Linked DNA regions of Homo sapiens: region 2 is linked to region 1. A link is an interaction called in ENCODE POLR2A ChIA-PET data of the cell type or tissue named here. Cell type or tissue: A673. All regions are shown on one strand. Each heading gives the region's core, and the rest is flanking DNA. Links, peaks and the distances in the headings are about the cores only. Region 1 overlaps ST6GAL1 (ST6 beta-galactoside alpha-2,6-sialyltransferase 1). Region 2 has its middle 20 kb from the start of EIF4A2.

The links. ChIA-PET counts read pairs that join two places held together with the same protein. Peaks named below come from ENCODE experiments on the same cell type or tissue, not always from the same donor. Only the 100,000 strongest peaks of a DNase experiment are listed, where the experiment ranks them.
Region 2: POLR2A ChIA-PET joins it to region 1 with 8 read pairs; 2 of 35 experiments call an interaction of 5 or more read pairs at or near these places.

The regions. Positions count from the first base shown.
Region 1 is chr3:187,066,261-187,082,660 of GRCh38, reverse strand. ST6GAL1 (ST6 beta-galactoside alpha-2,6-sialyltransferase 1) reads right to left here. Exons shown (of 8, transcript NM_173216.2): 6 at 9,714-9,812; 7 at 8,328-8,502; 8 at 4,108-7,099. The coding sequence ends at 6,858. Among named protein-coding and RNA genes, the nearest start is that of RPL39L, 65 kb to the left of the region's middle. RefSeq lists enhancers at 3,223-3,332, 9,594-10,553 and a silencer at 15,851-15,900. In A673, for the core only: no CTCF peak of the experiment used is centred there; a DNase peak (open chromatin) is centred at 9,860; H3K27ac peaks cover 1,043 bases.
Region 2 is chr3:186,755,643-186,772,042 of GRCh38, reverse strand. It overlaps the pseudogene PSMD10P2 and the pseudogene RNU6-1105P. Among named protein-coding and RNA genes, the nearest start is that of EIF4A2, 20 kb to the left of the region's middle. In A673, for the core only: no CTCF peak of the experiment used is centred there; no DNase peak of the experiment used is centred there.

The sequences.
Region 1 (16,400 bases), core at 5,203-13,202:
AAAAATGTTACCTCTAGAATTTTACACCCAGGCAATTCAACATTCATGTATTAAAAAGAGACATTCTCAGATATGCAAGGATTCATGTATCCTTGAAAAAATTATTTGAAGATGTACTACAACAGAGCGATAAATGAAGCAAATAAAGGGCATTAAGAATGGAGCTGTCAGTCAGGCGTGGTGGCTCATGCCTATAATCCCAGCACTTTGGGAGGCCAAGGCAGGTTGATCGTGAGGTCAGGAGTTCGAGACCAGCCTGGCCTACATGATGAAACCCCATCTCTACTAAAAATACAAAAAATTAGCCGGGTATGGTGGCGTGCACCTGTAGTCCCAGCTACTCAGGAGGCTGAGGCAGGAGAATCGCTTGACCCCGGGAGGCGGGAGCTGCAGTGAGCTGATATCACGCCACTGCACTCCAGCCTGGGTGACAGAGTGAGACTCTGTCTCAAAAAGAAAGAAAGAAAAAGAACGGAGCTTGGTAATCCCAGCTACTTGGGAGGCTGAGATAGAAGAATCACTTAAATCTGGGAGGTGGAGGTTGCAGTGAGCAAAGATAACACCACTGCACTCCAGCTTGGGCCACAGAGCAAGACCCTGTCTCAAAAAGAATGGAGCTGTCATGTATAAAAGGGTAAATGCTGAGTAATTAACCAATTTAAAATAGAAATGTGCCTTAAAAATACATTGTAATTTTGATTATAAAGCCGAATGATATTACCAAAAATTATTTTCCAAAGAACAATGATATTCTGAATCCAAAATTCTAATGTTAATAAAAACTAAGGATGGGTGATTAAAAAATAAAAGTGTGTCAAACTTCTTATCTTATAAAAATACAAGATACTGTTTCATTCCTGACTCTGATAAGAGAGGAAATATAGGTTAAAGTATATTGTAAAACATAAGGCAACAGAAAACTTGGTAGTTTGAAAGGCAGAATGAAATATAGGGTATAGGCTGGGTGCGGTGTCTCATGCATGCAATCCCAGCACTTTGGAAGGCCAAGGCAGGCGGATCACAATGTCAGGAGATCAAGACCATCCTGGCCAACATGGTGAAACTCCGTCTCTACTAAAAATACAAAACTTAGCTGGGCATGGTGGTGCGTGCCTGTAATCCCAGCTACTCAGGAGGCGAGGCAGGAGAATCGCTTGAACCAGGGAGTCGGAGGTTGCAGTGAACACAGATCGCGACAAGGACGCACTCCAGCCTGGTGACAGAGCGAGACTGTCTCAAAAAAAAAAAAAAAAAAGAAAAAAAAGAAAAAAGAAAAGAATGAAATATAGGATATATACTATACTAAGTTCTGATGATAATGAAGCCCTAGCTGCCATCTTGGCTGCAATCTTTGAGACCCCAAGCCAGAAGTAGCTAGCTAAATGACTCGTAAATTTCTGACTCATAGTAACTGTGTGAGAAAATAATGTTTATTGCTTGTTATGAGCTCAATTGTGTCCCGTCAGAATTCATATGCTGAAGTCCTAATCCGCAATCCTCAGCATGTGACTGTATTTGGAGGGATGGCCTTTAAAGAGGTGATTAATTTAAAATGAGGTCGTTAGGGTGGGTCCTAACGCAATTTGACTGGTCTCCTTCTAAGAGGAGGTTTGGACACAGAGACAACCAGGGATCATGTGTACAGAGGAGAAGCCGTATGAGGACACAGGAAGCGGGTGGCCATCTGCAAACCAACAAGAGAGGCCTCGGGAGAAACCAATCCTGATGACGATTTGACTTTGGACTTCCAGCCTCCAGATCTGCGAGAAAACAAATTTCTGTTGCTTAAGCCACACGGTCGGTGGCATTTTGTAATGGCAGCTTTAGCAAACTAATATACTTTTGTTTTAAGCTACTAAATTTTGAAGTCATTTGTTAGCCATATATAACGAATACAGATCTTCATATTGGAGGTCCTTATGACTAATTTGTATGGAGAAACAACACCAAAAAATAGCAAAATAATTAACCAGAGAAAGTAACAGAGTTCCCAGCAATCCTATAATGCTGCCTTCGGTTTCACCCCTGGTCTGTCTGTTTCTAATTCTGTAAGACTGTTCCAGAAGTTCCCCCAATATGATTCGGAGTCTCCCAGCCACAATTCCTGAGGGGAAAATAGTACCCAGCCCACCCCATGAACCCACTTTTCACCTCAGGATACAATCAGAGATGAGAACATGTGCTTATATATTTGGTATTTTGGAGAAAACAAATGTAAATAAACTGCATGCTCAACTCTAGGAACAAGTTGTGTGTAAACTGTAACCCATCCTTATGATAGAATATCATTCAACCATTACAAAGCCTGTTTTCAAAAAGTCCTTAATGATCCACAGGCATTTTTATAATGTATTTTTTAAATAAAAAGATGGGTTTTTATTTGTATAAAAATATTGTTTTTAAAGTAGGATTGGAAACTGCTGGTAGAGGTTACCTTTGGATCATGGATGTGGAAGATGATTCTTTTTCTCTTTTTAAAATTTTCTGTTCTTTTGACACTGAATATGTATTACTTTCATAATCAGAAGTTGCATTTTACTTAAAGAAAAAAGAATCTTGCCCATCCTCAAGACTCCCCAAATCTCCCCGTTAAAATGACTATCTCCTCTATAACACCATTATTTTACTTTACCTTGTATTATCACGTCTTCATATTTGGCATTTGCATACTATTTTTCTTCTAAGTAGTTATGGATGTGTGCCTAACAATAGCAGTGTTATCCAGGTTTAGCTTTCCAGAAAATAACACCACTAATCTCACATTAGTATGATAATACCTATCCACAGGCAGGGCAGGCCCATTCCTGTGGCCCTCCATTTCCTTGGGAGGCAGGTGCTGTGGGTTTTCATCCTGTTCCCAGTGCCAGGCACATGATGGCTGTTTAATGTGTATTCACTGGGTCAAAGAGAATTCCTCTTCCCATTATAAACTTGTTTTCTGATTAATCCTGAGAACACCTGGATGGGGACATCAATGCTTTGGGTGGTGGGATTTCAGGGGTACTGAGAAGGCCTTTTCCTCTCTCCTGAGCTGATGCCATTATCCCATCCCATAGCATGAGATTCCTGAGCGAGTGTTCCTGGCCTAAGTGAGAGTGGAAAGCGGTGTTAGAGCCACTTTCTGTCACATTACAACACATCCCAGAGGGCTGCGCCGGGGGTCATGAAGGAAGTGGAAACCAAGGACATCCAGAGGACAAGGACCTGGGACTAGAAAGGAGGTGGCAGTCTCTGAGTCCTGTGTGTCCTTTCTCCCCATCTTGCTCATGGCTCTAGAGGCCAGGCACTGGTATGGGTTCAGCACACTGCCAGGCCATGAAGCACTTTCTAAGAACAGTATCTAAGACACTGAAAGTCGGGCTTTGTCAGTGAGAACCCTACTAGTCGGGTGGGAGTGGAGGTTGCAGGTGCTTGGTATCTCTGTGGGCTCAGCCTTCATGGTATTCTCCCTGTGTGCATGCCTGTCTCCAAATTTCCACATTTCAAAAGGACACAAGTCATATTGGAGTAGGGGCCCAACCTATTCCAATATGACCTCATCATCGTCACTAATTACATCTGCAATGACCCTATTTCCAAATAAGGTCATAATCTGAGGTACTGGGGGTTAGGACTTCAGACATCCAAATCTTGGGGGGACACAATTCAACCTGTAACAAGGGGGTGGGCAGTTCACAGGAGAAAGGAATTATCCTCTCTCCCCTAACTCATGCTCCTTCTCAAGATTTGTGTCCAAACATTTTAAATCCTTTTAAGACATCATTCATTTAAGGATTTTAGAGTTTTGGAAACCGAGGGAAGGATCTTCCTTATGTTCTGCTTTCTGCCCGACTCCATCTCTTCTTTGATGCAACAGGTTAGTTATGTGAATCCAGGCAAGAACAAAAAATAAAAATAAAAAAATCAGTAAACCAGTGAATATTTCAAAGAGGTGATCCTTCCAGTAAAGTTCACATTTCTTTTCCTGGAGTACTGAGGAGTAAGTCTAAGGCTAGAGGAGCCAGTGGGTAAGGACTGGGGGGTTCAGGATCTCAGTTGTGTCCTCTTTGGAGATAAAAGTTGGCAATCAGCAGTTGTTCATTTAGCAAATAAGAAGAGAGAAGCAGCTTAAAGAAACACACACACATTTATTTTAAAATTTGACATAATCCTTGGGTAATTATTAGCATTTTTCAGAAGTTTCCGAGACTGATATCTCAACTCCAAACCAATAGCAATAGCTTATTTGATTGGTGGAAGGATTAGAGAGGGTCCCATGATCCAGATGAATAGATGGCTATCAAAGAAGACAGAACCCCATAGACACAGGCAGCATTAACTCATAATTTTTAAATTAACTGTCACAAATATGAAACATCTCACCAGACCAATGATAACGTCCATATCATAATTTGCATTTTACCAAAGTGTCCACATAGACAGCACAGAACTAAAAGTTCTGTAGACTTCAGAATCATATTTAAATTAATTTGATCCTTTATATTAATAATAATTAAAAACTAGATTCTACCCAGTGTCGTCCCAGTCTTCACACCAACATGTATGTCCTGCTGTCGGAATGCCACCTCCTCTGCACTCAGTGTCATGATTCGAAGATTAAAATCAGTGTGTCAAATCAGAACATAAACCAAGCCAGGAATTCATGGGCCCAGAGAGGGGTAAGGGGCTTGTCCTATACAGCAGTTAAGCAGCCCACGTGCTCCGCCCATTCCCAAGCAGAATCAGATTGGAGCTGCAGGCAGCGAGGAGGAGGGCGTGTTCTGTGTTGTCCACTGCTTTGCATGGTTTCTTGGGTGTTCCAAGGAGGACAGTTGTTGTCTCCCAATAAGACAGTTAATTCCCTGAGGACAGGACCTCTTCCACACTAGCCTCCGTCACAGCAGGGTGCATGCAGCCGAGGTGTGAGCACAGAGCAGGTCCCTACTAAAGGCAGGAAGGAAACCAGCATGAACTGAGCACCTACTACGTGCCAGGTACAGAGCCAGGACAGGTGCTTTCCTGTAATCCTCACAAAAGCAGTGAGATAGGATCATCATCCCCACTTTACAGGTGTGGAAACAGGCTCAAGGAAGAGCATTTGCCCAGAGTGGCACAGCTAGTCAGTAGGGGAGCATCAATTTGAAAATCCAGGCTTTCTCACTCCAGGGCCCTTTCTAGCTACATAAGCTGAGGGTTTGGCAGTAAATGAGGAGCCCAGCTCCGAGATGGTTAGTTTGGAGCCCAAACATTAGATCCCCTTGAGCACATGGGGCCAGCCTTGAGAGTGCAGAGCCCTGGGTCTAGGAATCCTGGCTCTACAGCATGACTTGGTGATCCTGTGCAAGTCTTTTAACCTCTCCACACCAGGGCTGCGCTGGTCCAGCAGGATTCCCTATCAGGGAGAGGGGACTTAGTAAAACCATCTGGAGAGCATGTCTGCAAACTACAGTGGGCCAGCCTCTGCCCAGAGAGCCTGAAGTTGCTCACTTGCAAGGAAGAGGTGCAGAGCATTGCAATCTGCTACCACACCTCTCACACCTGGTGAGAATCAGTTCTGATCTCCAAGGTTCTGACCTCTGAGAGTGACGTTAAGTCCAGAGAGCCACACCACTACACCCTGAGAGACCTTCAGCAAAAGGCCCGTGAGCTCAAAGAAATTGGGGTCAGGATGCTTTTAAAGCAAAAAATGCTTTAAAAAAAAAAAACAGATGGTGGTTAGGAGAAGATTTGGGGGTAGGTATTGAAAAGGAAGAATGGGACTGGTATGTAAACCCAGCTGACAGGACAGGGTCAGGCCAGGCAGAGCCTGGAGGAATCACGTTTTGTGGCTCTGGATTGCCTGGTATCTGTCGTGAGGCTGCACTTGCTACCTCAGACATGGGTAGGAGGTTTCCTAAAAAAATATCTTGAGTCTCTAAGTTCAGGTAGATCTTAGAAAATAAACATGGGAAGAAAGAAAAACACAATTCAAACGGCTCAGATGTAATCTGCTTGCCATGTTTCTTCTCTTCCTCTAAGACTCATCTGAATGCCCCCTGTGCTATAAAGCCTTCTCTGATCCACAAACACAGTTTTAAGTGCGTGGCCCTCCTGGGTGCACAGAGAGAGCAAGCCCATCTCTCTCCAAATCCCCAGTGCACTGAGCACACTGAATCCTACCTGCCTGTTCAGATGTCTGCCTCTCTCACTGAACCGTAGCAACTTGAGGATAGACACTGTATCCTTCTCTACCTTCCATCTCCACATGGAGAGGGAAAGTGGGCTAACCAAGACCCTTTAATCATAAGCACCCAGTCTAAGGACCAGCCCAACCAGCCAGAGTGATAGGAACACGTTCCAGGGGCATGGACCTCGGGAGCAACTTTTCTCTGGAGGCGCGGAGCATGTTTCCAATCCCCTGTACCACCTACTTGCCCCCCAGAGCCACCCTGCATTGGGCACAATTGTAATTTAAGAGAATTTCTTTAAAACGTGAAATCAATATTTAGATGCAGACTTCAAGCAATATAGAGCATTGGTTTGTGAGAATGGCATCATTCTGCTGGGAAAAACAAAGCCCAGCTTTGGCAGCCCTGATGGGAGAGATAGACCTTGCATCTACCAAGGTGGAAGGCGGGGAGGATGCTGTCTGGAAAGAATGCTAGATATGTGTGCATGTGTGTGGCAGGAGGCTCTGGGCTCATAAACTGTCTGGCTACAGGGAAGGCTGGACCTGATTTCCTGACCACAGGCTCTTGAAGTCCCCATGGTCTTGCTGACAGAGGCCCCTAGAGTAAAAGGAGCAGGCTGGAATTGTTCAGGAAAATGTTCTTCCCAGGCTGGGGTGGCCAAGAGACCATTCATTTAATGCCTGATGGAGAAGAGTGAGGAGCCTGTGCTTAGCAGTGAATGGTCCGGAAGCCAGGCAGTGTGGCTTTTCCAAGCAGGTAGATGTCCTCATCTGTGCCCTGGTTGAGATGCTTCACCAAATTCTTCTCATAGAGCAGCGGGTGGTAGGCACCCATCGTGCAGGCACTATCGAAGAACTTCTGGTAGTAGTAGCACACGTCAGTCTTGCGCTTGGATGGGAGGAACTCATAAATATCCACCTGGTCACACAGCGTCATCATGATGATGATACCTGGAGAGGGGAGCAGAGGTGAGTCATGCCTGACAACCCACCCCAGCACCCCAGAGCTCTGCCCAGTGGGTTCAGCAGCTCATGACCCCAAATTTGGAGAGCTTTCCCTCTGGAGTTTCTATTTATGACTGTGATTCCCAATCTAAGTTTCAGCAAGCCAAGCCCAGCAGTGTTCCTTAGGATGCAGGGCTGTGTGAGGGTTATACACCTTTGAATCCCCAGCACCTAGGCCAGGGCCTGGTGAATAATAGATCCTCCCTAAATGCTAGTAGATTAAATGACTCCATCAATCAGCCAATGAATGTATCCATGGAATAATTTATTTGGAGAAAGAGGACAAGATTACTGAGCTGATTGAGGAGACAGTGGCATCATGTGTAGTTAGCACTTTCTAGCACTGTGACATCCTGCAGAACCTCTTGGATGGTGCTATTTGGGAGCAGATTTTTCCTTATAGCATTTGCATGAAACAGTGTTGGGGAGGGAAGACTTTTCTTCCCTTAGCTGGGCAAAGGGACAGCTGGAACAGGAGCACTCCACAGTCTGAATGATGAGATGTAGAGAAAATCCAAGAAGGGGGCCCCTGGCCAGCATTGTTCCAATAAACTCTGCACAGCACTGTTACTGATCCTATCTTTATTTAAATACTTGATATTTCACTCATCATAATTTTTACATTAATTGTGTTTTCTGAAGATACTGTAGTGAAATATTATTTATCTTGATGACTGAGTTTTTAAGGGGTACGCCCTTAAATTGTACACCTGAGAAAAGTGCCTTGCTCCCCTCGTCTGAGGTGCAGCCCCGCTCCTCATTTTCCCACCTCCCTCCCCTGTTCATAGCTTCCCTTCCCTCCATCTTCCTCTGCCAAATTCTCCCCTCTCCAAAGCCTACCGAACACTACTTCCTCCATGAGGCTATAAGCAACTGTCCAGCTAGAAGGTGTCCTCTCTCCTATGACACCAGGTTGTCTCTCCCTTCTGGCACAAATTGAATATTGCCTCAGACATCTGATTGACCTCCCCAATAGATGCCCTCAGGAAAAAGGATTCTATCTGATTTCCCTCTGTATTTTAGATAGAACTTGGCATGGTCTACAAGCAGAGCAGAATCCTAGCAATTGTTTAGTGAACAAATGAACAAACGAATGACTGAATGAGACCCCAGAAAAAAAGCTCATCTCTTCTAGAAACAAACATGCAAGGTCTTTTCCCCGACATGAACTCACCAAGCATCCCAGAGGATGGGGGGTTTGGCTGAATCTCTTCTGGGGAGATTTCTTGAAGAATGTCCCATAGCTCCCAAGGCATCTGGGGCTTGAGGATGTAAAAGGGCTGATTGGGGTGCAGCTTACGATAAGTCTTGTAGTTGTTAAAGAAATTATAATCCGGATTCTGGTACCACTGAAAAAGAAAGAAGTGGTCCTCTCAAGGGAGAAATGGGCCAGTGAGCTGCTCCCCCCAGGAGTCATCTTCATCAGTGGACATGGGGAGGGGAAAGGATCAACAAGTGTTGCTCCTGAGGCACAGCCCTTTTCTTGCAGCAGACTACAGGTTTCTCTTCCAGCCGCAGGTTTCACTGGATAGCAGGGTGGGGCCTAGCCTATAGCCTGTGCTTTGGGGGAGAGTTGAGCTTGGCGACCCAAGATCAGCTTCAGGCTTCAGGATCAGAGTCCGGGAACACTCTCAGAGCTGAAAAGAGCCCCACGTACCATCTGGCCCCATCTCTCATTTTTAAAGGGGAGAAAACTAGAGCATAGGACATCTATGGGTTCAGAGTCCTTGTCCTGACCTAGGCAAATTTGAGTTCTAAGTGAGATCAGTGCAAAACTGTTGAAAGTCAGATAGTGAGGGTGCCAGGGGTCGCCAGAGCCTGTCAGGCATTGGTAGATCCAACTTAAGAGTTAAGTGTCCCAAGATTAGTGCTCTCTGCCCTTCTCAGGCCATGCTCCTGAGGCCACAGCAGCCTGCATCAGGGAGAGGTCAACTGACATGCATTAACAGTGAGAGGACTATTCCAGAGAGGTTAGAATCCAGCAGGCCTGCCACTCATGTCTCCTTCCCCGGAAAGAGCTGCTGTTGCAGATCTGCGCCTTCTGCTTAGTAAATCAAGTCCTGGAATGGGGGACTTTCATTCTCCACATTTCAATTTCCCCATCTGTAAAATGGGAACAACCACACTTCCATCTATCTCCTTAAATTGTTATGAGAGTGAAATGGGAAGAATTCTGGATATTGGAAGTGTGAAATAAAAGTGTGCTAATATTATTTACAGGAGTAACGGCAACTACTCTCGAGTTCTGCTGATGCTCATCACGAATAATTGCATTAATGAACAATCTACCCCAGATGCTGGGAACTCCAGCCACTATCCCAGTAAATACTATAACTGGGAGACAATACCTGGCAGTGCTGGCACGGCAAAGAGAGTAGCTGGTATAGGACAGGAATACTTCTGAATCTGCTAGTCCAGATGAAATGGGGTACCCTAAAACTCAAATACCCAGCCTTTAGGAATAGCCAATGTCAGCCATGACTTTAAAAACCTAGGAAATCAGGAAAATCTGTAGACAGACAGGAAACTCAACCCCTATTTCCCACGGACACCCACTTACCTTTGGGATATCTGAGTGGTATACAGATGGGTCCCATACAATTAGGATTCCTTCATTGTACAAACTGTCTTTGAGGAAGCGCTTCTCTGTGGTAACCAACTGCAGGAAGAAAGAGATAAGCTGTCGCTTGAACATTCATATGCAAATGTTTGACATGAAGTAATAGCTGACATAGCACAAGGTACAGCCTGAGGCCCCAGAGCCCCATGAGGCTTCTAAGTTCTGGTGCAGCACTTAACTTCGGTGAAAGAAAGGTAAAGATACCAGCCTGCACTGTGTTGACCTGAAAGGACATTTATCACAAGCCACTAGCCATAGAATAGAAAGGGTTCCATCCAGTCAGGCTTTGAGATTACGGGGGCAAGGGTACAGTGAAAATAGCACGGCATCCCAGCCTCCTGGAGTCACAGCTTGTGTGGTGGTCACAAGAGTGGAGTCTGAAGTCAGGGACTCATATAATCAAAATTATCTCTGGAATCCTTTCAATCACCTAGAGAGTCCAGTACACTACATACACATCCTGATGGAGACTGACATAGGCTCTCTCACGAAGTCCAACACAGCCAACACAGTCCAACACAGCCAACACAGTCCAACACATCTGTTCCAACACGGAACAGATGGCTGTGCTTGTGGTTGAGCACCAGATGAAATATTCAGTTTGTGTGCAGAGGCCAGAGTGCATGCAAAAATGCACACCTCCCAACAGGAGACCCTCACCGGGCTGGTGAGAAGCTCATGTGTGCCTCTGCTGGCTGAGGGAACCAGCAATGGCTGGTTATGGCCTCTCCCCACCACACTGGCTCCTGGGCTGGCCTGCACATGGGTAGTTATACCTGCCTTAAACATGAGTGTGACAACCTTGCTTGAAGAATTCTGCAAAATGTATTAAGAGCATTTTTTTTAAAGCACATTTATACTCTTTGACTCAATACTTCCATGTTTAGGAATCTATCCTAAGAAAAAATTCAAATTCTGGGGGAAAATAATGCATGTAAATGTTAATTATTTATCAAAATAAAGAAAAGTATTTGCAAAAGATACTGGTCTTGGATACAAAAGGATCCAGGATCAACTCTTGGCTTTGCCACTAACTTTCCTATGATCTTGAGCAAATAAGAGTAATCTTACTAGGCCCTCATTTTCTTTTTCTTTTTTTTTTTTTTTTTTTGAGGCGGAGTCTCAAAAAAAGGCGACACAGCCTGTGTCGCCCAGGCTGGAGTGCAGTGGCGTGATCTCGGCTCACTGCAGGCTCCGCCTCCCGGGTTCACGCCATTCTCCTGCCTCAGCCTCCAAGCAGTTGGGACTACAGACGCCCGCCACCACGCCCGGCTAATTTTTTGGGGGTTTTTTTGTATTTTTAGTAGAGACGGGGTTTCACCTTGTTAGCCAGGATGGTCTCGATCTCCTGACCTCGTGATCCGCCCACCTCAGCCTCCCAAAGTGCTGGGATTACAGGCATGAGCCACCGCGCCCGGCCGGCCCTCATTTTCTGATCGGTGAAATGGGAATAACACATTTGCTCTGCTCTCTCAAATATGAGCTGTCTTGCGGATCAAATGGAGATCATGAGTGAATGAGAAAGAAAAGTAGCCCCAAAGGCTTAAGAATGAAGGGAGCCATGTCCCTCTTAAGAAAGCCAGAATTAATATATGAAATCAGCTGTCAACATTCACCTTAAAAAGCAGGCGGGAGATGATGTTGCCCAGGTAAAAATTGAGAGGAATAAATGGCAGAAATCAAATCAAGAACTGACTGAAACGAAAGCAAGAATCATGACAATAATCCCTCTCCACCTCAGTCTACATCGCCAAGGCTGAGACCTAATCAATGTCACTGCAGTATCTGGAAAAAACTATGGCAAGAGAGACGGCCTGTGTGCAACCCAAAGAATAGCAAGCAATCTGCCACGAGCCTCTACAATCACTGAGCTATCCCCATGCCCATACCTTCCTACAGATGTAAGGAAGTTCCTGGAAGCCTGAAGAATATACTCTCATTTCCTCAATATATCTTTGAGACAAGAAATATTGGTGGTCGGTCTACCTTGGCTGGAGATTGTGCAGCTATACTGGGTGCTAAGGAGCCAAAGGAAAGACACAGTCCCTGCCCTCCAGGAGGTCACAGGGTAGTGGGAAAGGTGGACAATTGAACAATGGTTAACACGCTGTGATGGTGCAACAACAGAGGTAGTATGAGGATGGCCATAAAGTGAGCGAGTGTTGGGCCGGGTGCGGTGGCTCACACCTGTAATCCCAGCACTTTGGGAGGCCGAGGCGGGTGGATCACAAGGTCAAGAGATTGAGACCATCCTGGCCAACATGGTGAAACCCCGTCTCTACTGAAAATACAAACATTAGCCGGGCATGGTGGCGGGTGCCTGTAGTCCCAGCTACTCGGGAGGCTGAGGCAGGAGAATCACTTGAACCCAGGAGGCGGAGGTTGCCGTGAGCCAAGATTGCACCACTGCACTCCAGCCTGGCAACAGTGAGACTCCATCTCGAAAAAAAAAAAAAAAAAAAAGAGCAAGTGTTAGGGGGCAAAAAAGAAGATGCCAAGCAGAGACTGTAAGCATGAGAGAGGGGGTGTCTGAGACACGGGGAACCACGTGCAAACCCCTGAATGTGTGAGTGTGTGGCAGAGACTGCCAGATGTTACCCAGCATCCATTCGCTATTTCTTCCTTGACCACCAACACCTCTGGTTTTTACTTTTGCACATGGCAACCTAAAATAGACTCCCTGAAATAAAAAAATTTCATAGCCTCTCTTATAGATAAATATGGCTGGGTGACTAATTCTGGCCAATGGAATGTAAGCAAGTGTGGCTTCCAGGAACTATCCTTAGAGGCAAGGTTATGCCTTTCCTTGTTCCTTCTTCCTCCTGGCTGAAATGTGGATGTGATGGCTGGAGCTTGAGCAGTCATTTTGGACCATAAAGTGGAAGTCATATGCTGAGAACGGCAAACCCACAAAGTAGAAAGAACTTGGATTCTGACACTGGAACACCATATTAAGTTTGGAATGTCTACTTTTGGACTTCTTTTGCATGAGAGAGAAATGCATTTTTTGTTTTGTTAAGCTAGTGTGGGGGGATGTGTGTTCCTGTCTCTTGCAGGAACAACTAGTACAGTGTGTACCCTGTTTGGGAATTGCAAGTAGTTCAGTATGGCTAGGATACAGAGAAAGAGCTGGAAGAGATCAGAGAAATGTAGACAGAGGCCAAGCCAGGGAGCTTAGGATTTCTTCAGTAGGTTATGGGGACCAGGAAAGGGTTTTAAGTAAGGAAGATCTAAACATGCTAGAGTTCTGAATTAGTGTTTTTAGAAAAAAGAAGACCACAAAGAAGCTCCTGTTGTCACCTAAGAAATAATGGAGTAAAGAAAAGAAGTTACAATTGTCGGCTGTAGATGTGAAGACTAATTGAATGTTGAGAGTGAGGGAAAAAGGGGACCAAGGGGACTCCTGGACCTCAGGCCATTTCCTGCATAAGAACAGAGAAAAAGGAACAACTGGTATATGCCTGTGGGAGTAAGGTGGGGTGGAAATTTGAAGTTCAAGGATGAGGGCTGGGCTCACTTGAGGTCAGGAGTTCAAGACCAGCCTGGCCAACATGGCGAAACCCTGTCTCTACCAAAAATACAAAAATTAGCCAGGCGTGGTGGCAAGCACCTGTAATCCCAGCTACTTGGAAGGCTGAGGCAGGCGAATAGCTTGAACTCAGGAGGCAGAGGTTGCAGTGAGCCAAGATCGTGCCACTGCACTCTAGCCTGGCGACAGAGCGAGACTCCGTCTTGAGAAAAAAAAAAAAAAAGAAGAAGTTCAAGGATGAGACTACTGGCCAGGAGTTCCCTGGCTGACAGGCCATAAGAACTAAGAACAGAACCCACATCTTGTAACTTTTAAGTACTGTCCTCCTTCCACTGGGAACGTTGTAACTTAACAACAGCCCTTCAGGTCTATAGTCCAAGGGCAGAGCAGGCTTCCTGCTAGATGGGGATTTGTAAGATAGACGTGACTGAGCTGGTGACAGGGAGGCCTGAGGACAGAGGGCCAGTACTCCCTATCCTCATCCACCCTATTCCCCTGAAAACAGCTGTTATATTAAAAGCAAAGTGTCTTTTCTTTAGCTATGCTTCTTTCTATGCAGAGTACTGATGCCAGGTGATATATACATACTCATGAGGAATAGCAATAACTGGGATTTTTAAAAAATGTCTCCCCCTGCTATAGCCCCTTTCCAGCAATTTTGAGTATGCAAAGCAGGAGGCCAGCAACTCCTGGCTCCCTGAGACTTTCCCAGCTGTGGCTTCACCGTCCTCAGAAATTCCAAGAGATGCACGAAGCTTTCTTCTTTACAATATGTGAAAACAACAGACACCATTTAATGATGCTTACTACATGCTAGGTACTGTCATACCTCAACTCAGTTTATCTTCACAACAGCCCTAGGAAGTAAGTGTTAATATGTTCATTTTATGATTAAAGAAATAGAGATGCTAAATGCTAAGTAACTTGTCCAAATTACACAGTCAGTAAGTAAGAGAGTCTGAATTGGATTCTTAGGTCTAGCTCCAGAGACCACACTTCTTTTTTTTTTTTTTTTTTGAGATGGAGTCTCGCTCTGTTGCCCAGGCTGGAGTGCAGTGGCACGATCTTGGCTCACTGCAACCTCCGCCACCCAGGTTCAAGTGATTCTCCTGCCTCAGCCTCCCAAGTAGCTGGTACGACAGACATGTGCCACCACACCCAGCTAATTTTTTGTATTTTTAGTAGAGATGGGGTTTCACTGTGTTAGCCAGGATGGTCTTGATCTCCTGACCTCGTGATCCACCTGCCTCGGCCTCCCAAAGTGTTGGGATTACAGGCATGAGCCACCACACCCGGCCCAGAGACCACACTTCTAACCTATGTGCTATAATGCCTCACATAATGTGGGCAGGGTAGGGTACCACAGCTCTTGGGGAAGGACGTCAGAGAACACTGGATAGGAGTATGGAGTGTCAGGAGAATTTGCTTCTTGCCTGAGTTGTAGTATGTCACAGCTGGATGATACTCAAGGTATTAAATTCAGACCCATCATTTTCCAGATGGGTAAACTGAGGCCCAGAGAGACAAGAGAATTGTCTAAGGCTACGATGAGTTTGTGGCACAGTTAGAACCAGAGCCCAGAGGCAGGCTCCTAACAGATATTCTTTCTGCTCCAGCAGGACTACACCCATAAAACCATCAGACATTCAAATAAGCAAGCACACCATGAGGGTCAGGTCACCCTCAGTCTTCCTGTATCCAATGGAAAAACAGCCATTCACTTGAGCTACTTGAGATGAATGAGACAGTAATCCATGAAAATAGAAACAGGTGAAGATGAATGATAGTTTTATCCAGAGAAGAGAAACAGAAAGTGGCTGGGGCTGGGATCTGGTTGAGGGATAAGGGAGAAGCCAGCAAGCACTCCCCTCCTGGAACTTTACACATGGCTCTGAACTCACCCACATTAACACCATCTATATGAAGTTCAAAGATTTTCTACCAAAAAAAAAAAAAAAAAAAAAGGTTGCCTTGCCAGGTGCAGTGGCTCACACCTGTAATCCCAGCACTTTGGGAAGCTGAGGTGGGCAGATCACTTGAGGTCAGGAGTTCGAGATCACCCTGGCCAACATAGTAAAACCTCGTCTCTACTAAAAATACAAAAATTAGCCAGGCGTGGTGGCGGGCACCTGAAATCTCAGCTACTCAGAAGGCTGAGGCAGGAGAATCGCTTGAACCCCGGAGGCAGAGGTTGCAGTGAGCCAAGATCGCACCACTGCACTCCAGCCTGGGTGACAGAGACTCTGTCTCCAAAAAAAAAAAAAAAAAAAAAAAAAAGAAAGAAAGAAAGAAAAGAAGATTGCCTTAAAACTGGATGGGGAATTGGAAGCATGGGTTCCAGTCCTGCTCTGTGTCTAACTCACTCCATGGTATTAGATGGACCATGTCACATCTCCTGGCCTCAGGTGCCTTATTTAGACATAACCACCTTGTAAGGCCCTGCTGAGGGGACCAGCTGTTCCTGGAAGAATAAAGCTGTTCTCAAACGCCTGTACTTACCTGCAGGGGGAGTGTGACCTGGGTTTGGAGATCCTCTTAGGGGGCAGGGGAGGAGTTCATGCTGAGAATAAGTCATTGGCAGAGCAGCAGAGCCCTGGGGAACATCTGCCAGGAAAAGGCTACACCAGGGCATGGAGTGCTGCTGCTCAAGACACTGTTTAAAGTAACCTTCTCAGTTAGAAAGTAACAAATACTCACTGGGGACAGTTAGAAAATGCAAGAATAGAAACACACACACACACACACACACACACACACGCACGCACGCACATCTTCAGATATTACCACTGTGCATATTTTGGACTTTTTTCTTCTCAAATCTGTTTTCCCTCTGTTATAGACTGAATTGTGTGCCCCCAGAATTCCTATGTTGAAGCCCTAATCCCTAATGTGACTAATACCCTGTTTGGAAATAGGGCTGTGAGGGAGGTAATTAGGATTAAATGTGTCATGTGGTGGGGCCCTAATCCAATGGGGCCAGTGTCCTTACAACAAGAAGAGACCCGCAGAGCTCTCTCTTTCCACCACGCACAGAGGAAAAGCCATGTGAAGACACAGCCTGAAGGCATCCTTTCTCTGATTCGGAGAACTAGTGACTG
Region 2 (16,400 bases), core at 4,258-12,257, 310 kb after region 1:
CTGCCTGGACAACAGAGCAAGACTCCGTCTCAAAAACAAAAGCAAAAACAAAACAGTCCTAATACAGCATGAACAAAAGATTTGAAAAACATTCTGTGCTCACTTCCACAGCACATGTATTAAAAAAATCGGAACAATACAGAGATTAGCACGGGCCCTGCGCAAAGATGACATGCAAATTCATGAAGTGTTGCATATTTTTAAAACATTAAACAAAATTTAAAAAAGAAAACAAACATTTCACTGAGGAGGATATACAGATGGCAAACAAGCATACAAAAAGATGTTTAACACTATTAGCCATTTGAGAAATGCAAATAAAAACCACAATGAAATATCGTTGTACACCTAATTAGAATGGCTAAAATAACAAAGTGACAACAACAAATTCTGACAAGTATGCAGAGAAACTGGATCTCTCATCCTCTGCTGATGGAAATGTAAAGTGAGGTGTAGCCACCTGGAAAGCAGTAGTAGTTTCTTTTCTTTTCTTTCTTTTTTTTTTTGATACGGAGTCTCGCTCTTTCACCCAGGCTGGAGTGCAGTTTCATGGTCTCGGCTCACTGCAACCTCTGACTCCCAGGCTCAAGAGATTCTCCTGCCTCAGCCTCCCGAGAAGCTGGGATTACAGGAACCCGCCACCATGCCTGACTAATTTTTGTATTTTTATTAGAGACGAGTTTCACCATGTTGGCCAGGCTGGTCTCAAACTCCTGACCTCAGGTGATCCGCCCGCCTTGGCCTCCCAAAGTGCTGGGATTACAGGCGTGAGCCACTACGCCTGGTTGCAGCAATAGTTTCTTAAAAAGCTAAACAGGTAACCACCACCATACCATGTGATCCAGCAATTTCACTCTTGGGCATTTAGCTGAGAGAAATGAAGACTTATGTTCACACAAAGACTCTGATATGAATGTTCAGAGCAGCTTTATTTATAATAGGCAGAAACTGAAAACAATCCAGATGTCTTTCAATGGATGAATGGGTAAACTGTGATATATTCATACTGTGGAATACTACTTGGTAATAAAAAGAAAGGGTCTATTTATTATTACATATCACAACCTGTATGAATCTCCAGATTATTATGCTGAATTTTAAATCAATGCTAAAAAGCTACCCCTTGGCCAGGCGCGGTGGCTCACGCCTGTAATCCCAGCACTTTGGGAGGCCTAGGCAGGTGGATCACTTGAGGTCAAGAGTTCGAGACCAGCCTGGCCAACATGGGGAAAGCCCATTTCTACTAAAAATACAAAAATTAGCTGGGCATGGTGGCGCATGACTGTAATCCCAGCTACTCGGGAGGCTGAGGCAGGAGAATTGCTTGAACCCAGGAGGTGGAGGTTGCAGTGAGCTGAGATCATACCACTGCACTCCAGCCGGGTGATAGAGTGAGACTCTGTCTCAAATAAATGAATAAATAAATAAATAAATAAATAGTTACCTCCTGCATGATATAACATTTTTGAAAAGACAAAATTATAGAAACAGAAAACACAAGTGGTTGTCAGGGGTTAAGGAGAGAATGGGGGCAGGAGACAGATGAACTGTGGCTATTAAAGGGCAACATGGGCCAGGCCCAGTGGCTCACACCTGTAATCCCAACGCTTTTGGAGGCTGAGGCAGGTGGATCACCTGAGGTCAGGAGTTTGAGACCAGCCTGGCCAACATGGTGAAACCTGGTCTCTTGCAAAATATAATGATCTTTGAGCATTTACAATATGTAAACATCTGTCTCAAATAAATAAATAAATAGTTACCTCCTGCAAGATATAACATTTTTGAAAAGACAAAATTATAGAAATAGAAAACAGTAGTGATTGTCAGGGGTTAAAAAATATAAAAATTAGCTGGGCATGGTGATGTGCACCTGTAATTCCACCTACTTGGGAGGCTGAGGCAGGAGAGTCACTTGAACCCAGGAGGGGGAGTTTGCAGGGAGCTGAGATTACACCACTGCACTCCAGCCTGGGCGACAGAGCAAGACTCCATCTCAAAAAAATAATAATAATAAATAATAAATAAAAGTTAAGAAATAAAAATTTAAAAATAAATTATCTGGGTATAGTAGTGCACGCCTGTAGTCCCAGCTTCTCGGGAAGCCGAGGTGGGAGGATTGATTGAATCCAGGAGTCCGAGGCTGCAGTAAGCTGTGATTGTGCCACTGCACTCCAGCCTGGGTGACAGAGTGAGTCTCTGTCTCCAACAAAATAAAATAAAGAGAGAGAATGATTGTTAAATGTAATATGGCCTCCTAGAGTGAATACTGGTACAATAGAATTGCCAGAGGCGTTCTAACCAGACAGACTCCATCTTGAGTGAGGGCTAGGAAAATGAAGCTGGAACTTGCTGGGCTGCTGTACCAGAAAGGTATTCCTAGCCTCTAGATGTTTAGTAAGGGAACAAATTGATAATGTTTACTAAACAGACCCAGACTTGGGAGTGTCCTGATATCCCAATATCTTGAGAACAAAGGCATTCCTAATTTTGCTTTAAAGATAATAATATCGATTCTTGCAAAATACAGTAATTAAGAAAATTAATCCTTTATCACAAACCCTTGAGCACAGCACATCTTCCCATGATCTTTTTTTATTCTATATATACAAGTATTGTACCTAGGGTGGATGCGTTCTTCCTGTTACTTTCGGGAACGTTCTACTCTGTCTATGGAATAGCTGTACTTTCACTACTTTACTTTCTTAATGAACTTGCTTCTACTTTGCACTGTGAACTCACCCTGAAATCTTTCTTGTGCGAGATCCAAGAATCCTCTCTTGGGGTCTGGATCGGGACCCCCTTCCTGTAACAAAATGACATTAGTGAAAAATAACAATAACAATGAAGTCTCTAGATCTCTGTGTACCAATATGCAAAGATGTTTATATATTGTAACTTCTCAAAGATCATTATATTTTGCAAGGTCCTTTGTGTGAAAAAATGGAGGGGTAAGCCGGGTGCAGTGGCTCACGCCTATAATCCCAGCACTTTGGGAGGCTGAGGCAGGTGGATCACCTGAGCTCAGGAATTCGAGACCAGCCTGTTAACATGGCAAAACCCTGTCTCTACTAAAAATACAAAAATGAGCCGGACATGGTGGCACACACCTGTAATCCCAGCTACTCAGGAGGCTGAGGTAGGAGAATCGCTTGAACCCGGGAGGCGGAGGATGCAGTGAGCCGAGATTGTGCCACTACAGTTCAGCCTGGGAGACAGAGCTAGACTTTGTCTCAAAAATAGTAATAATTTAAAAAATGGATGGATAAGCAGGTCATGGTGGCTCACATCTATAATCCCAGCACTTTGAGAGGCCGAGGTGGGAGGATTGCTTCAGCTCAGGAGTTTGAGACCAGCCTGGGCAACATAGTAAGACCCCATCTCTATATTTAAAAAAAAAATGGATGGGTACATGCGTAGGTTTATGCAGAGAAACATGTATTATACATAATTATTTCAATCAAACTTTTCTAGAAGGAAATAGTGATTTCCTCTAATAGGGAGTGCAAATGGGAAACAGACAGGAAAACCTTACTTTTTTTTGAGGCAGACTCACTCTGTCACTCAGGTTGGAGTGCATTGGCACGCTCTTGGCTCACTGCAATCTCTGCCTCCCAGGTTCCAGCTATTCTCCTGCCTCAGCCTCCCAAGTAGCTGGAATTACAAGCATGTGCCACCATGCCTGGCTGATTTTTGTATTTTTAGTAGAGACAGGGTTTCACAATGTTAGCCAGGCTGGTCTTGAACTCCTGACCTCAGGTGAGCCGCCCCCACTTGGCCTCCCAAAATGCTGAGATTACAGATGTGAGCCACCGCACCAGGCCAGAAAACTTACTTTTTGCTTGACACACTACTGTTCAGTTTATGTTTTTTTAGTACCATGAGCATATATTAGAACTATAATTTTTTTTTTTTTTTTTTTTTAGATGGGGTCGCCCTCTGTTGCCAGGCTGAAGTACAGTGGCTCAATCATAGCTCACTGCAACCTCAAATTCCTGGGCTCAAACCATCCTTCCACCATAGCTTCCCAAGTAGCTGGGACTACAGGCAGGTGCCACCATGCCCAGTGATTTTTTAATTTTTATTTTTGTAGAGATAGGGCCTTGCTCTGTCACCCAGGTTGGTCTTGAACTCTTGGCTTCAAGTAATCCTCTCACCTCAGCCTCCCAAAGTGCTGGGATTACAGGCATGAGCCACTGGACCCAGTGACATTTATAATTTTTAAAACTATAATTACAATGCTGTCATTATTTAGGTTCGAGCAAATCTAATTGTGTCTTCCTTATTTTTTATTTTTATTTTTATTTTTTGAGATGGAGTCTTGCTTTGTCGCCAGGCTGGAGTGCAGTGGCACAATCCTGGCTCACTGCAACCTCTGCCTCCCAGGTTCAAGCGATTCTCCTGCCTCAGCCTCCCGAGTAGCTGGGATTACAGGCGTGCGCCACTACCCCCAGCTAATTTTTTTGGTACTTTTAATAGAGACAGGGTTTCACCATGTTGGCCAGGATGGTCTTGATCTCTTGACCTTGTGATCCGCCCGCCTCAGCCTCCCAAAGTGCTGGGATTACAGGCGTGAGCCACCACGCCCGGCCTGCGTCTTCCTTAAAACAAAAGATATGTTAGGGCATGATTGTTTTTTATTATGGGAGTATTTCCTTTATCAAATGACTAATAATAGGTTTATTTAAAAATGCCTTATATTGTGATTTAATTTGTAAAAGTGTGCCACTTTCTCCACCTTTTTTTATTCATCTCTAAAAATTTACTTATCCTGGCAGGGCACGGTGGCTCTCGCGTGTAATCCCAGCAATTTGGGAGGCCGAGGCGGGTGGATCACTAGGTCAAGAGATCGAGACCATCCTGGCCAACATGGTGAAACCCCGTCTCTACTAAAAATACAAAAAAAATTAGCTTGGCATGGTGGCGCGTGCCTGTAGTTCCAGCTACTCAGGAGGCTGAGGCAGGAGAATTGCTTGAACCCAGGAGGCGGGGGTTGCGGTGAGCTGAGATGGCACCACTGTGCTCCAGCCTGGGCGACAGAGACTCCATCTAAAAAAAAAAAAAAATTTTACTTATCCCGCCTGGGTGCGGTGTGCAGTGGCTCACGCTTGTAGTCCAAACTTCTCAGGAGGGTGAGGTGGGTGTATAACTTGAGCCCAGGAGGCAGAGGCTGCAGTGAGCCGAGATCTGGGTGGATAACTTGAGCCCAGGAGGTAGAGGCTGCAGTGAGCTGAGATCGCGCCACTGCACTTTGGCTTGGGTGACAGAGCGAGACCATGTCTCCAAAAAGAAAAAGAAAATCTGCATTATCCTTTTAAGATCAGCTCAAACACCTCCTCCTCCAGTATGAATAACCCTAGAAACAGAGTGGTTTCTTTCCTTTGGACTCCCATAGCCATTCTTTCTGCTGCTTTTATGATATGTTCTAGCATATTTAGTAATGTGTTTCATCTCTTCTACTAAATTGTATCCACCTTGAGAGGGTAGATTATGTTTTATTAATCTTTGTATCTCCCACAATATAAAGCCCAGTGCCTTGGTGCTTGTATTAGTTTTCTGTTGCTGCTGTAACTAAAACTGCCAAGTTAGTGACTTAAAAACAACACAAATTTAGTATCGTTTTTTTTTTTTGAGATGGAGTTTTACTCTGTCGCCCAGGCTGGAGTGCAGTGGCGTGATCTCAGCTCACTGCAACCTCTGCCTTCCTGGTTCAAGCGATTCTTCTGCCTCAGCCTCCCAAGTAGCTGGGATTACAGGTGCCCGCCAGCACGGCCAGCTAATTTTTGTATTTTTAGTAGAGACGGGGTTTCACCATGTTGGTCAGGCTAGTCTCAAACTCCTGACCTCAGGTGATCCACCCGCCTCAGCCTCCCAAAGTGCTGGGATTACAGGCATGAGCCACTGCGCCTGGCCGCAAATTTAGTATCTTACAGCTCTGGAGGTTAAAAATCTGAAATGGTCTCCTTGAAGTCTGGATATTTAGTTAAAAAAAAAATCAAAAATCTGAAATGGGTCTCACAGAGCTAAAATCAAGCAGTAGGCAGAGATGTGTTCCTTCTGGAGGCTCCAGGGCAGGCCTTTTTCATTATCTGGAGACTGCCTACATTCCTTGGCTCATAGCCACATCACTCTGACCTCTCCTTTCATCATTGTCACACCTTCTTTGACTCTGACCCTCCTGCCTTCCTCTTTTTTTTTTTTTTTGGAGACAGAATCTCGCTCTGTCGCCCAGGCTGGAGTGCAGTGGTGCGATCTCGGCTCACTGCAAGCTCCGCCTCCTGGGTTCACGCCATTCTCCTGCCTCAGCTTCCCAAGTAGCCAGGACTACAGGCACCCACCACCACTCCCGGCTAATTTTTTGTATTTTTAGTAGAGACGGGGTTTCTCCGTGTTAGCCGGGCTGGTCTCAATCTCCTGACCTCATGATCCGCCTGCCTCGGTCTACCAATGTCCTGCCTCCCTCTTATAAGGACTTTGTGATTCCAATGGGCCCACCTGAATAATCCAAGATAATCTCTCCATCTCAAGATTTTTTTTTTTTTTTTTTGAGACGGGGTCTCACTCTGTTACCCAGGCTGGAGTGCACTGTCACCGTCTCTGCTCACTGCAACCTCCGCCTCCTACTACATTAAGGAACCAAGCTCAGAGTGACAGAATAGTTCCTCCTATTTACTCCCACATTCATTGTTTTGTATTGTTACTTCTGCTGATATTATTTGTAGACTTTGTATGGTGTTTGCCCAAATTCAAAGCTGAGCCTATATCATGGGTTGGTAAGGGTGCCCTTTAAATGTAGTCCCTGCATCTAAGCCTGAGGCGCAGTCAACTCAGAAGCAAAGCAGCAGTTTACAGACCTTATTTTTTTGGTATAAATCCAGTCATTCTTCAGTTATTCAGGCTTCATAATTTTTGCTATACCTGAGTACTCTTTGACATATTTACCTAATTTTTCTTTTCCTTTTTCTTTTTTTTTTTTTAAGAGATGAGGTCTTGCTGTGTTACCCAGGCTGGTCTCAAACTCCTGGCCTCAAGCAATCCTCGCAGTTCAGCCTCCCAAAGTGCTGGGATGCCTAGTTTTTCTTAACAAATTTTTGTAACTATAGGTTACAATTCGCATTTACTTAGCTTCAGTGAAATCACAGGTTAAATTTGTTATATTTTTTCCAGTGCTGATTAAAATAATCACATAACTACCAAAATAAGTACTCCATCTGAAATCTTCTGACTGTTTGGGATATGCTGGTACTGACAGATTGTAGCCTACTGGAATCTGTAGTCATTAGCCAAATCATGGCAGAGGCAAATGTAGATTTTTTTTTTTTTGAGACAGAGCGTAGCTCTGTCTCCTAGGCTAGAGTGCAATGGCACGATCTCGGCTCACTGCAACCTCCACCTCCCGGGTTCAAGCAATTCTCGTGCCTCAGCCTCCCAAGTAGCTGAGATTACAGGCACCCACCACCATGCCTGGCTAATTTTTTGTATTTTTAGTGGAGACAGAGTTTCGCCATGTTAGCCAGGCTGGTCTCAAACTCCCGACCTCAGGTGATCTGCCTGCCTCGGCCTCCCAAAGTGTTGGGATTACAGGCGTGAGCCACCTCACCCAGCTAGATCTTGTTTTCAATGTAAAATTCTAAATAGTGGGACGGCTGAAGTCTGTGACTAGCCCCATAAGTATTTTCAGTTGTTGCTGGTGACGATTATTTTTGATTAACTACTAGGATTTGGGGGAAAAAATATCTCCTAGAACCACCACTATGCCACTTTCCTGCCTGTCCCCATTGAAACACTTGAAGTGATGCCTAAGTCGCTGGTACTTTCTGATACTACCTCCTAGAAGGTCTTTGAGTCTTCCCTAAAGAGAGAAAAGAGTCAAGGGGTAGTGCCCTTTCATTTTTATTTTCCTTTAAAATTTTGGGCTTAGCCTTGATCTCAATGAAAGAAACTATAAATTACAATATCATTTAATATGCTTTGTAAGAAAGCTATTATGTCAAGTACTTCAAATTTTCAAAGTATTCACCATTACTTTGTTATCCTCCACTGCACTCCAGCCTGGGCGACAGAGTGAGACCCTGTCTCAAAAAACAAAATACAATAAAACAGAATAAAATAAATAAGAAGAAGGGGTGAGGAATATGTACAGTCTGGTGATATCAGGATTAAAGGAAACGGATTGGTGAAGAAAACCTTCATTACAACTTATCAGGCTTGTGATTTTTTTTCTTTCAACATCTTATTTTTTAGTTTCCGAAATACAAATCAAAATACATTTTTGTTACATATCATTTTAACAAGCTTAACATTCTTTTCAATACAAGATGACTCAATATAGGTATTTTTAAAAAGCCATGCATTTTATTTTAGAGTAAACAGCTCATCACAAAAATACGTGGGTACATGGGCTATTGTTGTTTACTATTTCAGAGCACACCCTCCAACTTAACATTTGGTCCACTAAAATATGTAAATGTCCGTCTGGGCACGGTGGCTCACTCCTGTAATCCCAGCACTTTGGGAGACCAAGGCAGGTGGATCACCTGAAGTCAGGAGTTCAAGACCAGACTGGCCAACATGGTGAAACCCCGTCTCTACTAAAAATACAAAAGAGAATTAGCCAGGCATGGTGGCACACGCCTGTAGTCCCAGCTACCCAGGAGGATGAGGCAGGAGAATCACTTGAACCCAGGAGGCAGAGGTTGCAGTGAGCTGAGATCATGCCGTTGCACTCCAGCCTGGATGACAAGAGTGAAACTCTGTCTGAAAAAAAAAAAAAAAAAAGAAAAAGAAATGTTCCTCCTATCACAAAAATAAATTAAATCTCATGGCTGAACAAAACAGAAATGTGGCTGGGCATGGTGGCTCACATCTGTAATTCCAGCACTTTGGGAGGCCGAGGCTGGCAGATCACCAGGTCAGGAGTTCAAGACCAGCCTGACCAACGTGGTGAAAAACCCTCTCTACTAAAAATACAAAAATTAGCCAGGCGTGGTGGCATGTGCCTATAATTCCAGCTACTCAAGAAGCTGAGCAAGATAATTGCTTGAACCCGGGAGGCAGAGGTTGCAGTGAGCCGAGATTGCACCACTGCCCTCCTGCCTGGGTGACAGAGCGAGACTCCGTCTCAAAAAAAAAAAAAAAAAAAAAACAAACAAACAACAACAACAACAATTTTTAGGCTGGGCGCGGTGGCTCATACCTGTAATCCCAGCACTTTGGAAGGCCGAGGCGGGCGGATCACCTGAGGTCAGGAGTTCGAGACCAGCCTGACCAATGTGATGAAACCCCGTCTCTTCTAAAAATACAAAAATTAGCCAGGCGTGGTGGCATGCGTCTGTTATCCTGACTACTCAGGAGGCTGAGACAGGAGAATTGCTTGAACCCAGGAGGCAGAAGTTGCAATGAGCCGAGATCGTGCCATTGCACTCTAGCCTGGGCAACAAAAGTGAAAATCCATCTCAAAAACAAAACAAAACAAAACAAAAACAAACAAACAAACAAAAAACCAGAAATGTTGGCATAGGCCTGAGGAAGCTTGAAAAACAAGTTAGGATGTTTTAACTATATGGAGGCACATTACAGAATCCACATAGAAACATCTGGTAGAACAACTGGCTTATTTCTATTGGAGTGGTTCTGTTTCAGAAAGGGATATAAGGTACATGGGAGGGTGCTGAAAACTCACAACAGCCACAGAATTAGTTATTCAAAATTGACCAGAATTCAATATACAAGAATATATGACAGCAGTAGAACAATCTCAACAGTTATTTGATGCCTGGAAAGCAAAGCTGTAAGCTTAGAACAAGTAACTCAGCAGGAACAACGGTCAACATGTTTATACGACTTTGAAGGTGAGAAAACTTTATCATTCATAGATGATGTATTGTGCACAAGTACATTAGTTTCCAGGACACTGGGAACAACAACACAACATAAAAAGTAAGAATAGGGCCGGGCACGGTGGCTCATGCCTGTAATCCCAGCACTTTGGGAGGCCAAGGCGGCCGGATCACTTGAGGTCAGGAGTTTGAGACCAGCCTGGCCAAGATGGTGAAAGCCCGTCTCTACTGAAAATACAAAAAGTAGCCGGGCATGGTGGCACATGCCTGTAATCCCAGCTACTCAGAGGGCTGAGGCAGGAGAATTGCTTGAACCCGGGAGGCAGAGGTTGCAGTGAGCCAAGATCACACCATTGCACTCCAGCCTGGGTGATGGAGCGAGACTCCGTCTCAAAAAAAAAAAAAAAAAGGTAAGAATAAATCCAAGCTGTTTAACCTTCCACCATTCACTTGAGTATTAAACGTAGGCAACCTCTGGCCGCTTGCAGGGGTGTCTTTTCTTCTTTATTCTCAATGTGAATACTTGCTCCTTGGGACACTTGCTCCTTCTTCCACTCTCTCCTCATCACAGGCTAAGTGTAGAGGAGTGTTACCCTCAGTGTCTTGGATGTTCGTGGATGTTCTGTAGTATAGAAGGATAGGAATCATCTTCAAGTTACCCTTGGCTGCTGCCCGGTGCATTGCTGTAGCCTCACAATGGTCCTCAGCATGTGGATCAACCCCGCCTTCTAGTAACTTGACAACAATCTCATTCCTGTTTTTGGAAGCTGTATAATGTAGGGGAGTACAGCCATTTTGACTGACAGCATTTACTTGAGCACATTTTCCCAGAAGGGCTTTTACAATCTCATCCCGCCCAGCGGAAGCCACAGTATGAAGAGGAGACCAACCTGTATCGCCTTTGTCACTCACTGGCACTCCAAGTTGCAACAAAAATTCAACAATTTCTGCATGTCTGGCTGAGCATGCCCAGTGCAATGCAGTTCTGCTGTTCTAGTCAGTTCTACTAGACAGGAATTTATCGGCCAGAATACTCTCCTTCAACTCTTCCAGCTTCCTCTGTAGGCCAGGTTGCAGACCATTAGGTTAGACACACCTGTAAATCCCAGCTACTCGGGAGACTGAATCGCTTGAACCTTGAACCTGGGAGGCGGAGGTTGCAGTCAGCCGAGATTGTGCCATTGCACTCCATCCTGGACAACAAGAGCAAAACTCCATCTCAAAAAAAAAAAAAAAGAAAAAAAAAAAGAACACCTCCATTTTGCTTTCCCAGGAACTTGTGATATTATTTTTTATATGTGTGTGTGTGTGTGTGTGTGTGTGTGTGTGTGTGTTTTATTTATTTATTTTTAGAGATGAGGGCTCACTATGTTACCCAGGCTGGTCTAGAACTCCTGAGCTCAAGTGATCCTACCACTTCAGCCTCCCAAAGTGCTATGGGATTATAGTCATGAGCCACAGCACCTGGCCAATATATGTGTTTTCATCCATGGTTCGTGACTCATAACTCCCATAGCCCATGTCACAGTAAACAGAATCTCTCTCTTTGACCTTCTCTTGCCCTTCTTTCACCTGCCTGATGCAGGATTCTAATCTAATTGTGACTCATAAAACTCTCCATTCCAGAGGAAGTTCTGCCTCATTACCTGGAGGTAAGAATGCTGCACTGAAGAGCCAAGAAGAATCTGAACAGACAGGACTTGCTGGGTTTAGATCATTCCCTTTTTGTCCAATCACATTTCAACATGGTTGTCCATGCTTCAGTCATGCCTGTCCAAGAAGTCTTCATAAAAGGCCCAAGAGGACAGGGTTCAGGGAGTTTTGGAGACCTGAACACATGGAGGCTGACAGGAAGGTGAATAAGAACTCATTCAACAGCCAGGCGCCGTGGCTCATGCCTGTAATCCCAGCACTTTCGGAGGCCCAGGCGGGTGGATCACCTGAGGTGGGGGTTCGAGACCAGCCTGACCAACATGGAGAAACCCCGCCTCTACTAAAAATACAAAATTAGCTGGGCGTGGTGGCGGGCGCCTGTAAATCCCAGCTACTTGGGAGACTGAGGCAGGAGAATCGCTTGAACCTGGGAGGCGGAGGTTGCAGTGAGCCGAGATTGTGACATTGCACTCCATCCTGGACAACAAGAGCAAAACTCCATCTCAAAAAAAAAAAAGAAAAAAAAAAGAACTCATTCAACCAACTCCTCGGGCACAGAAGTTCCTGGGCTCGGGACCCTTCCAGACCTCTCACTATGTATCTATGTATCTCTCTCTCTTCATCTGTTTATTCATACTTTTAAAAATATCCTTTATAATAAGCCAGTAAACGTAAGTGTTTCCTTGAGTTGTGTGAGCCACTTTAGCAAATTAATCAAACCCAAAGAGGAGTTTGTGGGAACCCCAACCTGAAGCCTGTTGGTCAGAAATTCCCGAGGCATAGACTTGTGAATGGTGAGAAGGGGCGGGGCAGACTTGCGGGACTGAGCCCTCAACCTGTGGTTTCTGAGGCTATGCAGGATGATAACGTCAGAATTGAATTAAACTGGAAGACACTCAGCTGGTGTCCTCTGCTTGGTGTGTGAGGGGACATCTCCACATGTCTGGTGACAGAAGTCTTTTGTGTTGATTGTTGTAGTGAGACATTAGAGAAAAAAAGTTTTTTTTGTTTTTGTTTTTTGCTTGTTTGTTTTCTAACACAAGGCTCTGTCTCTTATTATATATAATAAGAAACACCGAAACTTCTACTGAGACGTTCCCTCTGCCCTCCGGGCTTAAGTGATCCTCCCACATCAGCCTCCCAAGTAGTTGGGATTACAGGCACACGCCACCATGCCCGGTCTTTTTTGTTTTGTTTTGTTTTTGAAGACAGGGTCTCACTCTGTGGCCTAGGCTGGAGTGCAGTGGCATGATCGTGGTTCACTGTAGCCTCAACCTCCTGGGCTCAAGCCATCCTCCTGCCTCAGCACCCCTGCCCTCAACCCCCAGTAGCTGGGACTACAGGTGTGCACTACCACACCCAGCTAATTTTGGTATTTTGTCTAGAGACAGGGTTTTGCCACATTGTCCAGGCTGGTCTCAAACTCCTGGTCTCAAGCTGCCTGGCCCAGGGTGCTTCTAATATGAACACAGCTCAAAACTTAGTTTTGGGACAAGGTGGTGCTGTGATAAACTCAGCTGGCAAACTCCCAGGGAGCAGAAAGCAAAGGAGATGCTCCTTGGCTGAACTCCCTCATTCCAGAATAAGTAAAAGGCAAAAGATCCTCTGGAGTTCTTCAACGGGAACTTCGTGATTTTCCTGCCTTCTCGAATTTTGAATTAACTGTTGAATCTGTTAGACTCACTGAAGTAGATATTGAAAGGAAAATCTACTGAAAGTGAACTAAGTATGGCCGGGCACGGCAACTCACGCCTGTAATCCCAGCACTTTGGGAGGCCGAGGTGGGCGGATCACCTGAGGTAAGGAGTTCAAGACCAGCCTGACCAACATGGAGAAACACTGTCTCTACCAAAAATACAAAAAATTAGCCGGGCATGGTGGCACATGCCTGTAATCCCAGCTACTCAGGAGGCTGAGGCAGGAGAATTGCTTAAACCCAGGAAGCGGAGGTTGCGGTGAGCCAAGATCACGCCATTGTACTCCAGCCTGGGCAACAAGAGCGGAACCCCATCTCAAAAAAATTAAAAAAAATAAAGTGAACTAAGTAGGCCAGGCGCAGTGGCTCACGCCTATAATCTCAGCACTTTGGGAGTCCGAGGCAGGTGGATCACTGGAGGCCAGGAGTTCGAGACCAGCCTGGCCAACATAGCGAAGCCCTGGCTCTACTAAAAATACAAAAAAGTTAGCCAGGTGTGGTGGCAGGCGCTTGTAATCCTAGCTACTCTGGAGGCTGAGGTACAAGAATTGCTTGAATCCGGGAGTTGGAGGTTGCAGTGAACCGAGATTGCAGCACTGCACTCCACCTTGGGCAACAGAGTGAAACCCTGTTTCAAAAAAAAAGAAAGTGAACCTAGTGATGTTCCAAGTTTCAAAAGCAGAGTCAGGGCATGCATTTCTATAAGTATATGGGAATTTAGATTAATCAGATCTAAGTCTGATAAAATAGAGGTACGCAATCTCTATCTGATCTCTCAGTTGTGTTTGTAGACAGTGAGGAATCATTAGGAATGGATGTACACGCTGAGGCATAATTACTAAATATGCCTGCGGGACACCTATTTTCCAACTTTGGCTGCTTTCCTTGCAGTGCCCTTGGTTCTTATAGGGCCTGGAAGGTGTTGGATTGTACGGAGATTAAAGGATTTATTCAAGATAGTTGTTTAAGTGCTCTGCTGGCGTGAACTGAGATGTGAGTTCCCCAGGGCAATCCTGTCGGCTAATTAGTGGGAATTGAGGTTTCAGGGCTTCCCAGGGAACTCTGAATAGTGTGTGGATCTAGGTGGATTTTGAGGCTCCCCAGGGCTCCCATGGCCCTACCTTGGCTTCTCCTTGCCCCTCCTCTTCAAACGGGATTTCGTCTCTATGGATTACAGTCTTGATTTTTGGTTAAAATCAGAAGATTGCTCTTTAGCTTCTACTCTCTCCTGAAAGCTCACTAAAGTACAGTAAAAAGTGTTATTAAAAAAGACTTAAAGTCTGGGCGCGGTGGCTCGTATCTGTAATCCCGGCACTTTGGGAGGCTGAGGCAGGCGGATGCCTTGAGCCCAGGAGTTTGAAACTAGCCTAGGCAACATGACGAAACCCTGCCTCTACAAAAAAATACAAAAAATGAGTTGGGTGTGGTATTGCAGGTGGGAAGATCATCTGAGCCCGGAGAGGTGGAGGCTGCTGTCAGTCAAGATCATGCCACTGCTCTCCAGCCTGGATGACAGAAAAACCCTGTCTCAAAAAAAAAAAAAAAAGTACTTAAACACTAAAGAAAATTGGAAAAGAGACAACAGCCCACAAAGTTGCTTAAATTGGAAAGCAAATGGGAAAATGATGACAAAATTAGCAGACGGGAGAAAGCTTAGTCCTAAAAGGGAAGTGAGGAAAGCTGATAAGCAACCTCATCTAAGCTGCGGAAAGACCCCAAAGACAAGGAACTGGCGGCACCATGTGCCTTTGGACATGGGGACGTGAGAGTAAAACATGGACGCTGGTTGAAAATCTGTTGAAAACGCAGTGGAACTTCAGGAATTTCTTCCCCTGCCACAGGTAATTAGGCAGCTTTCCCTCCTCCACTCTGGCTAGAGGTTTATTCTCCAAAAATAGTGAATAAAAAGACCTCTGGATTGAGGCCCTCATGAAGGTACACCTGACATTTGATGGTCATGTAGAGAAATGTTTTCTTCCGTGTCATACTGTTAGACTTGGGAAGGGCCATGTGTGTTCTCAAAAGCCTACCTAGTATCCCATAAAGAGGTTTTTGCTATGCCATAGTGATTCACTTCTCTGTTCTCTTTGCTACTATTGTTGACACCAAACTGAGAATTCTGTTTCGGTCATATTAAGCCTGACATTCAAACAGGGATGTTAAGTGGGAGTTATATAAAGTTGTATATATAAGCCTGCAACAGGGGTTGGGCATTAGAAATCAGGTTGGAAGATCTCAGTATGGGAGTCATTGACATATATATGGCACTAAAAATCACTGGACTGGATGGCATTACCTAGAGAATGAGCATAGAATTATGAGACTCAATAGAGGGCTGAGTCCAGAAATATTCAACATTTATTTTTATTTAATTTTTTTGAGATGGAATTTCACTCTTGTTGCCCAGGCTGGAGTGCATTGGCAAGGTCTTGGCTCACTGCAACCTCCGCCTCCCGGGTTCAAGCAATTCTCTTGCTTCAGCCTCCCGAGTAGTTGAGATTACAGGTGCCCACGACCATGCCCGGCTAATTTTTGTATTTTTAGTAGAGACGGGGTTTCACCATGTTGTCCAGGCTGGTCTCAAACTCCTGACCTCAGGTGATCCACCCATCTCGGCCTCCCAAAGTGCAAGGATTACAGGCATGAGCCACTGCGCCCAGCCATATTCGACATTTAAAGATCAGCAAAGGAGTATGAGTCCGCAGAGAAGACTGAGGAGAGGTAGGAAAAAGAAGAGAGTGCGACAAACCAAGAGAATATGGAGTTTCAAGGAGGGATTTCTTGAAGGTGTAAATGCTGACGAAAGATTAATATGACTACTAAGAAATGACCACTGGATTTGCAAGATGGATGCTATTGGTAATGTTGACTAGAACAAATTCAGTGGTAGGGATGAAAGCTTGATTAGTGTGGGTTAAAGAGAAAATGTGGAATTAAGGCTATGTGTAGTGAATTCATATGACCTGATAACATTCACAAATACTAGATAAATTATGACACAATTTTTCTTTTTCAGAGATAGGGTCTCGGCCTGTTGCCCAGGTTGGAGTGCAGTGGTGCAATCGTAGCTCACCACAGCCTCAAACTCCTGGGCTCAAGCTATAGTCTCACCTTAGTCTCCTGAGTAGCTAGGACTACAGGCATGTGCCACCACACCTGGCTAATTTTTTAAGAAATGGGGATCTTGCTATATTGCCTAGGCTGGTCTTGAATTC